2 separate regions of the Homo sapiens genome follow, and region 1 is linked to region 2. A link is an interaction called in ENCODE POLR2A ChIA-PET data of the cell type or tissue named here. Cell type or tissue: GM12878. All regions are shown on one strand. Links, peaks and the distances in the headings refer to the core of each region. The heading gives the core; the rest is flanking DNA.

Region 1 (5,503 bases), core at 504-5,503, 97 kb after region 2:
TCTCCTTTTCTTTCTGTTCCTTGCTTTAGTTAATGACACCACAATACATCCAATTATACCAAAGCAGGAACCAGGGTGTCAGCCCATGCTGTCTTTTCCCCCACCGCCTATACCCAGTAGGTTGCCAGATCCGATCAGTTTCACCTTCTAAACATTTCCGAAATCTGCTTTCTCCTGGACAACTCTACACTGACTTAGTTTAGGCCCTACAGATAGTCTAATCTTGTCCCTTTCCAATCCATACTCCATATTGATCATTTAACTTAAAACTCTTCAATGGCTCCCCTGAAAGGAAAAAAAAAAATCTCTCTATCCCCCTAGTGATGATAATTTATATGTACTATAATGTCATTTAAAAAGATATAGACATAAAACTAGGTATAAATATATATTTATGGCACATAAAACTATAAAAGCAATGGCAATTTACCAATTAAATAGAAACAAAACTATAAAGCCAATACATTTTAAAATAAAAACATTAATGTATTGTGACAGATGATGTTTGCTGAAACTAATTGCTGCACAAAATGCGATCGTGGAATGGAGAGTTCCAGCTCAGGGTCTCTGGAGTTTGGCACGCTGTGCAATGACTCACTTCTCCCACCACTTTTCTCTATTGGAACTTCTGCTCACCCTTTGTTCATTCAGCCTGCTGGGAGGACATTTGGCCTCCTCCAGGCTCAAACGCATCATTTACATATTAAGTCCTCCTCTGTTCTTTTCTAATTAGCTGAGACAATTAAAGCAGCACTACTTGGTGCCAGCTCATCACAAACACAAAGACGAATGCAGACACTGAAATCATTTGGCAATACAGGTTATAAAGTGCCACCCAGATGATCCAAACCATGATTATCTCATTTGTTTTTTATATTATCATTAAAAGTAAGACACAAAAGTTAACATTTTCCTAGAAAGTCCATGGACTTCAGATGAGACCTAAAGAGCCAGGCCCAAGCTCCCTACAACATGGAATCCAGGAGCTCATCACTGGACCCCACGCACTCACAGACACACTTCTGCAGCCACTTCCCAACACCCGCTTGGCACCCTGGTGGTACCAAATCGCTTGTGTTTCTGTGCTTTGGATGTCTGCTCATCCCTCCGACTGACAGGCCATGCCTGCCGTCTTCTTAGGCTAACTCCTCCTAATCCTTTAGGAGTTTGCTCAGAAGCTCATCTTTTTTTTTTTTTTTTAGACGGAGTCTTGCTCTGTCGCCCAGGCTGGAGTGCAGTGGCGCGATCTCGGCTCACTGCAAGCTCCGCCTCCCGGGTTCACACCATCCTCCTGCCTCAGCTTCCTGAGTAGCTGGGACTACAGGCACCCGCCAACACGCCCAGCTAATTTTTTTGTTTTTGTACTTTTTTTTAGTACAGACGGGGTTTCACCATGTTAGCCAGGATGGTCTCGATCTCCTGACCTCATGATCCGCCCACCTCTGCCTCCCAAAGTGCTGGGATTACAGCGTGAGCCACCACACCCGGCCTAAATATTTCCCGGCCCAGAAGCTCATCTTGACACCACAGGCAGGGTCAACTGCCTTTCCTCTGTGCCTAGCTTTATCATAGCACTGACTGCATCGTGTGCAAATTACCCTGGAATGTAAGCTGCCCCAGGGCAGGGACGAGGCCCTATCAAGCTCTAGATAGGGCCTAGATAGGGTCTGGCATATGGCAACACGCAACAAGGGCTGCTGAACTAAAATCCAGGCTCCATGCTGTACTGGAGAGAAACTCTGACGGTGGCTGGGCTGTAGAACTTGCTTTGATGACCGTCTGTGATCTTAGACATGTCATTTCATCACCTCGAGCCCCAGCTGCCCCAACTATGAAACAGAGATGATACAGATATACTGGTACAGGTGCAAAATCACAAGGAAATTTGATGCAGCATGATTTCAAAAGAAAAATATCGGAAGCGCCTAAATGTCCACCTTTGGTGTGCTGATTAAACAAATAATGGTACATCCATACAACGGAACACTATGCACTGTCAAAAAGAAAGCAGAAGCTTATTATGTACTGATGTGGAATTACCTCTCAAGTTTGTCTTAAAAGAAAAAAGTGGGAGCAGAAGAGTATATGTGGGATTTTACTATTTGTTTAAGAAGGGGGAAAATACATATATAGATTTGTGTTGACTTGATTAGGTACTAAAATGCTTGAAAAGGACCGGGCACGGTGGCTCACGGCTGTAATATCAGCACTTTGGGAGGCCAAGGTGGGTGGATCACTTGAGGTCAGAAGTTCGAGACCAGCCCGGCCAACATAGTGAAACCCCATCTCTACTAAAAATAAAAAAATTAAAAAATTAGCCAGGTGTGGTGGTGCACGCCTGTACTCTCAGCTACTTGGGAAGCTGAGGCAGGAGAATCACTTGAACCCAGGAGGCAGAGGCTGCAGTGAACTGAGATCATGCCACTGTACTCCAGCCTAGGTGACAGAGCAAGACTCCACCTCAAAAATACATACATACATAAATAAATACATAAATAAATAAAATGTTTGAAAAGATAAACAAGAACAATAGAGGTTACCTATTGGGGAGAAGAAAATGGATGATAGAGGACAGAAGAGAAGTAGATTTTTCACTGCATATATTTTATACTTACGATTTTAAAACTACAATACCATATTACTTACATAAAATTTAAAAATTTTAAAGTAAATATTTCCTGCCCACCATTATTACCTCACAAGATCAAGTAGGAAGATCAAGTAAACATTGTAGGCAGGGCATGGGGGCTCACGCCTGTAATCTCAGCACTTTAGGAGGCCAAGATGGGCAGATCACTTGAGGTCAGGAGTTCAAGACCAACCTGGCCAACATGTTGAAACCCCATCTCTACTAAAAATACAAAAATTAGCCAGGCATGGTGGCGTGTACCTGTAATCCCAGCTATTCGAGAGGCTGAGGTGGGAGAAATGCTTCAACCCGGGAGGCAGAGGTTGCAGTGAGCCGAGATCACGCCATTGCACTCCAGCCTGGGCAACAAAGCAACACTGTCTGAAAAAAAAAAAAAAAAGTAAATATTGTAAAAGCATGTACTGTTGTTGGAAGGTGTAAGCAAGAATGACATTTTGTGGTGAAGCTACTGTGTTATACCTGTACTAATAATTATAATGACAAAGATACCTTCCCTTCTCCATCCGCATCTTTCTCCAACACACACCCTCCAGGGGAGCATCAAGCTTCACTATCATTTTACAGAATAAAGGAGACTGAAAGAAGGGAAGTGACAGCTATGTTGACACATGATCTCACACCTGCTTCTAACACAGAGAGTCCCACACATGAACCTTCCCCTAAAGGGCCTTATAATAGCACCCTCTTCAACAAGATCCTGCCTACTTCCTATCCTCCCTTTCCATGCCCCATGCCTACCTTCTCAGGGACCCCCACACAACCAGGGGCTCTGCCACAGATTCTCAAACATCTCCCTTCAATTCCACACATCATTTTCTCATTAGTCTAGTATGCACACTGGGTCTGCTGACCTTTCCTCATCCACCTTGGCATCCTCACAGAAACCTCAAGGCTGCAAAATCCAAATAGCAGCCCAATGGCAGGCTCCACACAGAGATAGCGGGTGCTGACTCTGAGAACTCGAAACAAACCCTGTCATCAGGATGATGGCCTTCTTACTTCTCATCTCTCTTCCTCTTTGTCAAATGTTTCAAAGAAACCAGAACTGGAGGGGACGAATGCTAAGGTTTGCTTCTGGAGAGCAGCCAGGTAATGTGTGCTAACACCCCAGGGATATCTGTAGAAAGGGTCTTCTATATTAAGGAATTCTGCATTCAGTCCTACTCAGTTCAAGGCATGGCTGAAAAGACCCTAATGAAATGATTAAACATATGGACTTTAATGTCACGTATTTATTTATTTATTTTTATTTTTATTTATTTATTTTTTGAGTTGGAGTCTCGCTTTGTCGCCCAGGCTGGAGTGCAATGGCGCAATCTCGGCTCACTGCAACCTCCGCCTCCTGCAAGCAATTCTCCTGCCTTAACCTCCCAAGTAGCTGGGATTACAAGCGCCCACCACCACACCTGGCTAACTTTTGTATTTTTAGTAGAGACAGGGTTTCACCATGTTGGGTAGGCTGGTCTCGAACTCCTGACCTCAGATGATCCACCTGCCTCAGCCTCCCAAAGTGCTGGAATTACAGGCGTGAACCACCGCACCCAGCCAATGTCATGCATTTATTAATTCAACAAGTATTTATGGGGTGTCTACTCAATCCTAGTCACTCTACTAGATAATGGCATGCTGGACCCTGATCTCCCAAAACAGAAATTTTTAAATCCTGATTTAAGGCATTTACCAATTACCATGGTGTAAATACTCCCACCACAGTCAATATCAGTGAATGTAGAACTGGGAAGAGATGTATACAATCGGCCCTTGTGATCCAGTACAAGCTGGCTTTGGCAAACCACTGGACAATGAACAAAATACACATAGACTCTATATTCATGAAATTAAGTATAATAACTAACATTTACTGAGTGTCTACTATATGTCAGATAATATTGTAAGAACTTTATAGATATAAACCATGTAATTATCACAAAACCCCTGGAAGGTATTGTTATCTAACAACAAAAAAACTAAACACATAATCTCAAATTGTGATAAGTGATATGAAGCAAACAAAAAGAGTTGGGGGAGAACACAAAATTGAAATGTTTGCTGATTTTCATGGTGTAAATACTCCCACCATGACCAATTTCAAGCTACCAATGTGACTTCAATTGGTTTGCCAAATTCCACAAAATTTACCATATTGCTCTCATTAGCCAATATGAGCCAGTACAAGCCAGCTCCAACATACTGCTTGGATAGAAGAAGGAGGAGGAAGGGAGAGTGAATTTGGAATGATCACAGGTCTCTCTGGGAGATGGAATTTAAGCAGAGACATGAAAGATGACAAGGAGATAATCTTGTGCAGAACCAGGGAACACCCAGAAAGAGAGGCATGAAATGAGGTTAGAGAGAAAGGCTAGGGCCAGATCATGCAGTGTCCCTTTGACTGTGGGCAGAAGATTGAAATTTATTCCAAATGCATAGAGAGACCTGGGTTTAAATTTCAGTTCCACCGCTTACTATGTGTGTGATTATGGGAAAGTTCTTTAACTTCTTCAAGACTGTTTTCCTCATGGGTGAAATAGGTTTAATACCTGAAATCTATTCTCACTGTGTTATCATAACTAATACATGAGATGTGTATATAATGCCTGCCCAATACTGCAGCTATTATTATTACTAACCCACAATACATAATGCCCATTCGTGTGAGAAAGAGAGAACTAGGGGTAAATGTCTGAGAGCCTGGGAAAATTTGATCCATATGAGGTTGCTCTAGGGTCTCAAACTCAAAGGCCTACAGGGTCAGGCATATCATACCCAATGGAACATGAAAGAGACTAAGGCAAACAGAGAACATGCTATGTTCCAAAGGGAGCAGTTATTACAAAATCCAACAGGTTGTAGTCA
Region 2 (5,000 bases), core at 1-5,000:
AGATAAACCTGAGACCTCCAAGTGTCCTCTCCTTTGTGATGACCTGTGAGCCCCAAGCCCAGGCAGGGGAGTTCATATTCACTCTCCTTTTTCAACGGAGAAGCCCAGGACAGAGGAGCTTCTTCCAGTTCAGACAGCAGGGTTCTAGTTCTGCCCCTCCTCCACAGGACAGCTGCAAAGACCGTCAGAGCACCTCTGAGTTCCTGGCTGGGAATGTATTGTTCCCACCCTCTCTTCCCCAGGAGACAGGTAGTTTGTCTGTCTTCATCCCTCTTTCCAGGCAGGTAGTTTGTCTGTCTCCATCCCTCTTTCCAGGCAGTATCAGGCCACCCTCCTACTGCAGCAGAAGCGGCCCCACCTCCCTGGTAAAGGTTCCCTCAATACCACCAAGACTGCCCTAGTTCAGGGTTCCCAGCCTCCTCACCACCAAAAGGACTTTTTGTTATTTCTATCCTGGGGCTCCAACCAAATATGCTGCATTTGTAAATCATAACAGAGTGGTTTTCTCTTTTTGTGGCCCAAAGACAGCGGAACCTGAACAGCCCACCCAGTGGTCAGACCCAGCTAGCCCAGCCCCACCCAACTGCCCTCCCTTCCCAGGAACCCTGCACTCACTGAGGAGGAGATTGATGAATCCCAGGAGCCCTGAGTCCCAGCAGAGGGACTGGCCCCAGAGCAGGGCCCCATGGCAGGCTGCCTGCTGCTTGTTCAGCTGCAGAAGAAACATAGGAAGAAACGAAGGCAAGAGGGAAGGACAAGTTTGAGCACAGGAGCCCTTCCCCACTTTAAGGGTGGGGCTAGCAAGTTACTACTGGGGAGACAGCCACCAGTCTAGAGAAAGCCATTCAGCTCTTTCATCCCCTCCCAGTCCCTACAGTACCACACACACTCAATAAGTAATTGCAGAAGAAATGAAAGTACAACCTCACTCTGTGATGTTCCTGGCAGTTTGTTAGACTGTCCCGTCCCTGCGGGCACAGCCAGCTTGGTGTTCCCTCCCACACCCTCCCCTGATGCTTCCCTGGGTTCACAGCTCTGCCCCAGGTGGCCCTGGTGACCAGTGTCAGCCTATGGTCAGGCACAGAAGTCACCCTCTTACAGCAAGGCTGGGCTATGCCACTCCTGAGTTCAGTGGCTTTCCTTTGTCACTGCCTTATTTAGTAAATTAAATTTCTTCTTTTTTATTTTTTTGAGACAGGGTCTCACTTTGTCACCCAGACTGGAGTGCAGCGGTGCAACCTTGTCTCACTGCAGCCTCAACCTCCTGGGCCCATCGATCCTCCCGCCTCAGCCCCGCCAAGTAACTGAGGCACCACCACTCCCAGCTAATTTCTGTAGAGATGGGGTTTTGCCATGTGGCCCAGGCTGGTCTTGAACTCCTGAGCTCAAGCAATCCACCTTTCTTGGCCTTCCAAAGTGCTGGAATCACAGGCATGAGCCACCGTGCCCAGCCAGATTTCTGTTTAGATTTTCCAAAAACTTCAACTGTCAGTTGCCTAAGTAAGAAGCTATGGGCAAAAGAACAAAGTTCTCGTGGATAGTGTAAACTCCCCACATCCCCATTGCAAATCCTGGCATTTACCTTTTGCTGGTGGCCATATGGTTTCTCAGTTCCCACTAGTGCTAGTCACCTTTCTATACACTCAGGGTAAGGACAGACCCCCACAGAAGCTGACAGTCTACAGAAAGCCATTCAGCCATGGCTGGATTGAACCATGACTTCCCCTGTAAGTTCCTCCCAGCCCTGCTCCTGCAGGACAGAGAGCTGCATACTCCCTCTGCCACAGCCTCAGCTGCCTTAAACTCTCCACCTCCTGCTGAGCCTCTTCTCTCCAGACCTAGATACACCACAACATCTGTGAGTTCCCCCTTCCGTTACCCTGGGGGAGCAGTATCATTTTCCTAACCCCAAGGCACCGCCTCCTTTTCCCCACCTGGTCTTCCCCGATGGCTGCACAGGCAGAACACCCCGAAGGCTGGAGCTGCAGGCCTGACCCCATGACCACCTCAAGGTAGGTTTCTGGGTATTAAATCCATTTAATGGATGTGAAACCCAAACCTCAGAGGGCTTATGAACCTGTGAAAGGTCACACAGCTAATCAAGGCACAGGGTCTGGACTCCTGACCACAAGCTCAGGACTCATCGCTGACATCACAGCCACTCTCCCATCCCACTGTGTGTCCCCAAGCACGTCACCTTGAGTGCACTCTGTGCTCTCACCCAGAACTGCTCCACAGATTCCCAGGAGAGAAGATATTCAAGACTGGTTTGATTCTCACTCCCCTACCTGGTAATGGGGAAGTTACTGCAAAAGGCAGTCCACAAGTTCTAGAGTTAGAATATCCTTCCTATGTGGAATCAAAATCTGGGCAGCTCATCTGCGCTCACCCTCAGGATCTCAGCGTGACGGGAACCAAGCCTGGCCGGGCTGCTCCCTCAGAGAACTAATTAGAGGAAGGGTCACTGAGTCACCCAGCCCAGAGGGCATCACAGGCAGGAGGGTGGTCCTGTGTCAGGACTCAGGCTGTGGAAGGAGGCAGACATGAAAGTGACAGCAAAGAGGGGAAGCCTGTCTATGGCCAATGAGATCTGATGCCTCCCTGAGATAGACCCAGAGCTGCAGTGAAGTCAATGACCAAGCACCTTCTTGGATCCACTGGGTTTTTTCTTGGAAACCAGGGCAGAACAGAGCCAAGACAGCAGGTGTGGGTGCAGGTGTGAAGGGTTAGACTGGGACGGAAAGAAAGTGGGGGACTATGAGACAGTAAAGTTGGACATTTTCAGAAGCATAGGGAGGCTTCATTGTGTCAAGCCCTGGCCAGGGATCAAACCAAGCTCAGGCAGATCTCTGAGGGCAAGCTGGCACATTCCCTTTATAAACAGGCTCATCCAACACCCATTATGCCCCTGACCTAGGATGCCTTCCTGTACTGCAGGAGATGAAAAGCTCAAAACTACATTTTTCAGACACATTTCAGCTGAGGTCCCACAGGTCATTTCACATACACAGAACTTTTACTGAGACTGAGTTACATGGGGGTGGAGGCAAGGTGCAGGCCATGTTTTGGGCAAGGAAGGCTGGCAGCAATGGCATGGTCACAACCAGCAGCTCCTGACCTCACTCTGTTGCCCAGGCTGGAGTGCAATGATGCAATCTCAGCTCACTGTAACCTCTGCCACCCGGGTTCAAGCAATTCTCCTGCCTCAGTCTCCCAAGTAGCTGGGATTACAGGTGCCCACCAGCAGGCCCAGCTAATTTTTGTATTTTTAGTAGAGACGGGGTTTCACCATGTTAGTCAGGCTAGTCTTGAACTCCTGACTTCAGGTGACCCATCTGCCTCAGCATCCCAAGGTGCTGGGATAATGGGCATGAGCCATCACGCCTAGCCCTGACCTTGCAGTTTTCTTTCTGTCCACGGCACAGGCGGCAGCTCTCTCCACAGCCCAATTCTGCATTGTGGCTCTGGACACCATTTCTGGAATCTCTGGCATGAGTTTGTTTCTTTCATTCTACCAAAAAATCATGGAACTAAAATGTATGTTTTCATAATACATTTTCTCCTAAAGAAAAAAGCTAAAGAGGATGCTGTCGTCTGCCACTAAAAGATGTAATGGAAAACGGAATATGAAATTCTCTATCTGACCTGTGTTGGTATGAAGGCCATAAGGAACTAATATATCTTATGTAATTTATTTACTATAACAAAAAAGAGAAAATGTCAAAAGCCTCACCATTCTTTGTGAGACAATTGGAAACTACCTTCACCTCATGAAGCTGAGCAGCCAGAGAAAAATATTCTGGGGGTCAGGAGCCCCCAAAGGCAGCTGATGAGAGGTCCTATGCTCAGGTCACTGAACTGGGCCCCTGTGTCCGTGGCAATGAGACAGGTGCCTGCCCTGAACTAAGTTCCATGGGGTAAGAATGGGGAGAGTCTGACCCATGGTCACATTGGGGCATGTCACCTGTGAGGGGCACATGGGTATCATTATGATCACTTTCTCATTTTACAGATGAGGAAACTGAGGTTGCAAAGAGATGAGCTGGTAAACCCAAGGTGTGGAAAGTGAGTAACTGGCCAGAGCCAGGCCTCGGACCAGGTCCCTGGCCTCCCAAACCAATGGTCTTTCCAAATTCAAGTCCCCTCTCAGTGAAGTGAGTCTGCCACACTAGGATGACTTCAGACCTTGAGGAGCCACACCAAGGGAGAGGGAGGCCAGGCCTGTCCCAGGCGGCATCTCACCTCCCTCATACCACCCCCAGGAAGAGGAACCAAGGCCTGTGGCTCCATATCCAGAGCCTCTGGGCCCCAAGGCAGCCCTGGACCAACCACAGCCACCTCCGTCTACACTCTGCCAGTCACAAACAGGCCTGCACTGCCTCACGCCCAGCACAGCCCTGCACACATGCTGGCCTGAAAAGCCTCGGTGGTCTCACTGGGGACCCTCATACTCTAAGGTGGAGGTGGCCAGCCCTGCCCTCCTCCCTCGGGGCTCATGGTCTCATTTCACAAGGTGTTTTCATCCTAGTCTTCGCCACCTCAATCATGCCAACTACGTTACCTTTTGAACCTGGGAAAGGCCCCACTGATGGAGAGACAGCTTGGGCCTATGGTAGGGCCAGCTCCCGCCCAACGTCAGTGTGTTGGTGACATTCGCACTCCAACCACAGCAGACAGGTGCCTTTCTGCAGGACTTCCTTTATCTCAAGAGTTCCTTCTCAGTTCTTGGTTTCCAGAATCTCTCTTTCATCCAGCAGAGGAGGAGGACAGGCCACATCACCCAGTCCAACCTCCAAACCCACCAGGGACTCAGGTCACAGCTGCTCCACCCCCCAGGGAAGCCTGTGGTCTCTGCAGATCCCAACTGCAACCCCAGAACGTGCCCACAGACCTTTGAGCCCCCTCTCGATGGGGCACAGAGGAAAGGGAGAGCCCAGCAGGAGCTGTTCACTGGGAAAACAACTCCTCATTTACAGGGGTTAGCCCCATTCCTTATGGAC

What was found. ChIA-PET counts read pairs that join two places held together with the same protein. Peaks named below come from ENCODE experiments on the same cell type or tissue, not always from the same donor. Only the 100,000 strongest peaks of a DNase experiment are listed, where the experiment ranks them.
Region 1: POLR2A ChIA-PET joins it to region 2 with 5 read pairs; 6 of 35 experiments call an interaction of 5 or more read pairs at or near these places.

What each region holds. Positions count from the first base shown.
Region 1 is chr1:157,077,030-157,082,532 of GRCh38, reverse strand. No RefSeq gene overlaps it. Among named protein-coding and RNA genes, the nearest start is that of ETV3L, 20 kb to the left of the region's middle. In GM12878, for the core only: no CTCF peak of the experiment used is centred there; no DNase peak of the experiment used is centred there.
Region 2 is chr1:157,173,859-157,178,858 of GRCh38, reverse strand. All of the region lies in intron 1 of LOC107985211 (a long non-coding RNA gene), which reads right to left. Among named protein-coding and RNA genes, the nearest start is that of ETV3, 38 kb to the right of the region's middle. In GM12878, for the core only: no CTCF peak of the experiment used is centred there; a DNase peak (open chromatin) is centred at 2,018; H3K4me3 peaks cover 1,051 bases; H3K27ac peaks cover 2,349 bases.